2 separate regions of the Homo sapiens genome follow, and region 2 is linked to region 1. Evidence: read pairs that join two places in POLR2A ChIA-PET (ENCODE). Cell type or tissue: Panc1. All regions are shown on one strand.

What was found. Peaks named below come from ENCODE experiments on the same cell type or tissue, not always from the same donor. Only the 100,000 strongest peaks of a DNase experiment are listed, where the experiment ranks them.
Region 2: POLR2A ChIA-PET joins it to region 1 with 6 read pairs; 14 of 35 experiments call an interaction of 5 or more read pairs at or near these places.

The regions. Positions count from the first base shown.
Region 1 is chr16:15,983,840-15,986,339 of GRCh38, forward strand. The region is part of intron 1 of ABCC1 (ATP binding cassette subfamily C member 1 (ABCC1 blood group)); the gene reads left to right. Among named protein-coding and RNA genes, the nearest start is that of ABCC1, 35 kb to the left of the region's middle. In Panc1, no CTCF peak of the experiment used is centred here; no DNase peak of the experiment used is centred here; H3K27ac peaks cover 1,158 bases.
Region 2 is chr16:16,035,854-16,038,353 of GRCh38, forward strand. It overlaps ABCC1 (ATP binding cassette subfamily C member 1 (ABCC1 blood group)), which reads left to right. Exons shown (of 31, transcript NM_004996.4): 7 at 619-750. Among named protein-coding and RNA genes, the nearest start is that of ABCC1, 87 kb to the left of the region's middle. In Panc1, no CTCF peak of the experiment used is centred here; no DNase peak of the experiment used is centred here.

The DNA.
Region 1 (2,500 bases):
GCCACCGCGCCTGGCCTTTAGTGATATTTTAAAGACTAAATTCCCTTAGAGATGCCTGGGTCTGCATTTATTGCTACTGTTCTGTTTCTCACTGTGTGTCTTGAGGTCATCAAAAGTAACCTGGGCCTTTTCCCTTGTTTTCTGCCTCCTCTAGGCTTATGAGCCATTAAGCAAAGCCGGATTGGTGTGTGGGTCAGGCTCTTCATGTTTTCTTTAGCTTAATAAGCAGTTTCTAAGGGAACTCATTGTGTCATTGTTTAGAATAGCAAAAGATGAGCAGCCTCCCAAGTGGCAATCAGTAGGGGCTGGGTGAATACAGTGGGTTCCACCCCTTCCGTGGTAGGGTGGGATGCTTGCAGAAGGACATAAGACGAGGAAGCCCTTTGTGCACAGATGTGCGGCAGCCTCCAAGGTCCAGTTTTTAAGTGAAAACGTGGAGATCCACTTGGTATATTTGGTATGTTACCTCTGTGTAAAAAAGCAGACAAGTAAGAATTACGTAGTTGTATTTGCTGTATTTGTAAGAAATTCCAGAGGGATAAATGAGAAACTAAAAGAGGCAATTGCATTTGGGCAGAGTAACTTTTTATTGTTTACCTTGATATATACTTTTTTTTTTTTTGAGATAGAGTCTCGCCCTGTCAACAGGCTGGAGTGCAGTGGCGTGATCGTGGCTCACTGCATCCTCCGCTTCCCAGTTTCAAGCGATTCTCCTGCCTCAGCCTTCTGAGTAGCTGAGATTACAGGTGTGTGCGCCACCAAGCTCAGCTAATTTTTGGTATCTTTAGTAGAGATTGGGTTTCACCACGTTGGCTGGGCTGGTCTCGAACCCCTGACCTCGTGATCTGCCCACCTTGGCCTCCCAAAGTGCTGAGATTACAGGCTTGAGCCACCGCGCCCGGCCTATATATGTATTATATAAACATATGCACACGCATGCATACGTACACACATATATATTTTTTAAAAATTGAGTCATGGCCAGGTGCAGTGTGGGTCACACCTGTAATCCCAGCACTTTGGCAGGTGAAGGTGGGAGGATTGCCTGAGCTCAGGAGTTTGAGACCAGCCTGGGCAACATGGAGAAACCCCTTCTCTACAAAAATCACAAAAATTGGCTGGGCGTGGTGGCATACACCTGTGGTCCCAGCTGCCTGGAAGGCTGAGGTGGGAGGATTGCTTGAGCCTGGTAGGTAGAGGCCGCAGTGAGCCATGATCACGCCACTGCACTCCAGCCTGGGTGAGAGAGTGAGACTCTGTCTTAAAGCAAAAACAGAGTCATATATTTCCTATTAAGGTGAAATTTAAAAAATAAATTCCTATATTCCATCATCCCCAGCTTCTGCCATTCTAAAGCATTTTCCTAAGCAGCTCCACTGTGGATGTAGCGGGTATTTCAGAAAGGCATTAGAAATGCCCTGGGAGGGCAGAACCCGGGGCTTCACTGGAGGTGCTGTTGGGCTCAGTCTGATGTCAAGGCAGGGACATGGCAAGGGTATTGAGATGTGAACAAGCATTACTCAGCAAGGTGACATGTGTTCATGCCTTGATACACTTGTTTCCCCACCAGCTCTATTTTTGTTGCCTGCTCTATTGGTTTCTTTTTCTTTTTTTTTTCTTTTGAGACTGAGTTTTGCTTTTGTTGCCCAGGCTGGAGTGCAATGGCACCATCTCGGCTCACTGCATCTTCCGCCTCCTGGGTTCAAGTGATTCTCCTGCCCCAGCCTCCTGAGTAGCTGGGACTACAGGTGTGCACCACCATGCCCAGCTAATTTTTATATTTTTAGTAGAGACGGGGTTTCTTCATGTTGGTCGGGCTGGTCTCGAACTCCTGACCTCAGGTGATCCTCCTGCTTTGGGCTCCCAAAGTGCTGGGATTACAGGTGTGAGCCACTGTGCCCAGTCTCTATTGGTTTCTTATTGCTGGTATTGCCATCAACTTGGTGACTGAGAACAACACACATCACTCTAGTTCTCGGGAGTCAGAGGTCCAAAATGTACGGCTGGTGTTCTTTCCGGAAGCTTGCAGGGAGAATCCATGGCCTGGCCCTGTCCAGCATCAAGAGGCCACCTGTCTTCCTCAATTCGTGGTTTCATGTCCCTCCACCCCTGCTTGTGTTGTCAAATCTCCTTTACTTTTTTTTTATTTTTGAGACGGAATCTCAGCTCACTGTAGTCTCTGCCTCCCAGGTTCAAGTGATTCTCCTGCCTCAGCTTCCTGAGTAGCTGGGATTACAGGTGCATGTCACCATGCCTGGCTAATTTTTGTATTTTTAGTAGAGACGGGGTTTCACCATGTTGGACAGGCTGGTCTTGAACTCCTGACCCCGGGTGATCTACCTGCCTCAGCCTCCCAAAGTGGTGGGATTATAGGCATGAGCCACCACGCCCTGCCTCAAATCTCCTTTTCTGACTCAGATATTCCCACCGTCCTCTTGTCCCTTATAATTCCCTGTGATTACATTGGGCCCACCTGGATCATCTAGGACAGGGGTCCCCA
Region 2 (2,500 bases), 52 kb after region 1:
CTATAATTCCAAGACTTCGGGAGGCCAAGGTGGGAGGGTTGCTTGAGCCCGGGGGTTCAAGACCAGCTTGGGCAACATAGGGAGACTCTTGTCTCTACAAAAATAAAAAATAAAAAAAAAATTAGCCAGTCATAATGGCTTACACCCAAAGTCCCAGCTACTCGGGAGGTTGAGATGGGAGAACCACTCTAGACCGGGAGCTGGAGGCTGCAGGGAGCTGCGATCGCACCACTGTACTCCATCCTGGGTGACACAGCGAGACCCTCTCTCCAAGTAAATAAATGAATGAACGAATAATAAAAAATAAAAAAGAGCTATCCTGATACTTCGCTCCTAAATCATCTTTTTTTCCCTAAGTCTTTTGTATGCACCACTAAAAAAAAAAAAAGCCATTTTTCCTGCATGACCCAACAGAATGAGCTGTAATTAGCTTGTAATATATGCAAATGTCCATCTGCATTCTGACTTCCCAAGCTGCATGGCTGCCTTCATTTGCAGCGGGCAGCTGTGCTGCAGAGGGGAGCAGCATCAGCAGGCGTGTGGAGTGAGTGAGCCCCGTCCTCCCCCTCCTCCTGTCATTGACTCTCATTGCCTAACCCCCTTGTGTCTTGGCCCCAGGTTGATTGTCCGGGGCTACCGCCAGCCCCTGGAGGGCAGTGACCTCTGGTCCTTAAACAAGGAGGACACGTCGGAACAAGTCGTGCCTGTTTTGGTAAAGAACTGGAAGAAGGAATGCGCCAAGACTAGGAAGTAAGTGTGAGTTTCCTTGTCCTCCAGGATGCCCTGGTCACCTCCTTTCCACTCCTGTGGCCTCAATCCAGGATGGGGCCCTGGCAGTGCTGCCTGTTACTAGCTTTGTGGTTCTGGGCAAGATGCCTCACTTCTCCTCCTGGCCTCAGTTTGCTTTTCTGCCAAATGGGGTAGGATCTCACATGTCATTAAAGCAACTGGGCAGAGAAAAGAAGAAAGAAGCTGGGTGCGGTGGCTCTCGTGTCTAATCCCAGCACTTTGGGAGGCCAAGGCAGGCGGATCACTTGGTCGGGAGTTTGAGACCAGCCTGGCCAACATGGTGAAACCCTGTCTCTACTAAAAATACAAAAATTAGCTAGGCATGGTGGCAGGCGCCTGTAATCATAGCTACTCAGGAGGCTGACAGGAGAATCACTTGAACCCAGGAGGCGGAGGTTGCAGTGAGCTGAGATTGTGCCACTGCATACTAGCCTGGGAGACAGAGTGAGACTCCGTCTCAAAAAAAAAAAAAGAAGAAAAATGTTGTCCAAACAGGCAGTTGATGCTGTCTGCCATGGCGCGTGACTATCCCTCCTTGAGTCAGTCTCACTTTTTTCTGTCTCTTTCTGAGCATCTGGCATCCTGCATGTTCTTGCTGTTTGAATGTTCTGTCCAACATGCCCAGCTGACCACGTAAGTCTGTTTAGCCAAAGAAGCCCCATTTGAGGGTGATTTTGGCTGTACTGGATTTTAGGCTCTACCCCCTATGTAAGGCGTGCCCCACTGCACCACCTCTGTCACTCTTCGGGAATCAGGCCAGTGCCTCCCCTGCACATACCTTAACTCATCAAATCTGAGACACCATTAGTTGCGTGATGCGTTATTATTCTATGTAACAGTAAGAAAGAAAAGCAGCTGCCAATTAAACAAGGACATAAGACTTGTCTCGAGCCCGGACGAACTGGAACATGAAATTGTGGGTGACATGGGGGCAGTGGATTGCGGCCATGGGGGTAGTAGAATGGCTGTTTTTGTTCCTGTTGCCTGTTCTGGGGTAAGTTTACTACGATAAACTGTGGTGGGGCCAGTGTGGTGCATTGGATTCCCCACAGACCCATTGGCCTTACAGGGAAAAACCCCAGACCGGGGTTCTGTTCCTCATTCTATTCCGGGGATGCCCAGGATACAGGCCTTCAGTCAGACCCAGATGGTGGGTGGGAATCTGGACATCCATGTGCCAGCCACTAGGACATCAGCAGAGGACCTCGTGACTCCGGTCGGAGGCTGTTTGGGTGGTCCAGGTGATGGGAGAAATTGTCTCGTGGGAGGCAGATAGAGCTTGGGCCTCTGTGACTGAGCATTGTAAGGAAATGGCCCATGTCCATGACCCAGTTGAAGGTTTTTGGCAGGCAAAGGTGGGGTCCCTGTTTATTACAGTTCTTCATGGAGACAGAACTAGTAGGATGGATGGATGGATGGATAGATGATAGATAGATGGATGATAGATTGATAGATGATAGGTAGATGATAGACGGATAGTTGGTGGATGTATACATGGTAGGTAGATGGATAGATGATAGATAGATGGATGATTGATAGATGATGGATGGATGGATGGATGGAGGATGAGAGGGGATCTACTAGGGAAACTGGATCATGTGATTATGGAGGCTGAGAAGTCCCACCCTAGGTCATCTGCAACCTGGAGAACCCAGGAAGCTGGTAGCATGGCTCAGGCCTAGTCCAAAAGTCTCAGACCCAGGGAAGCTGA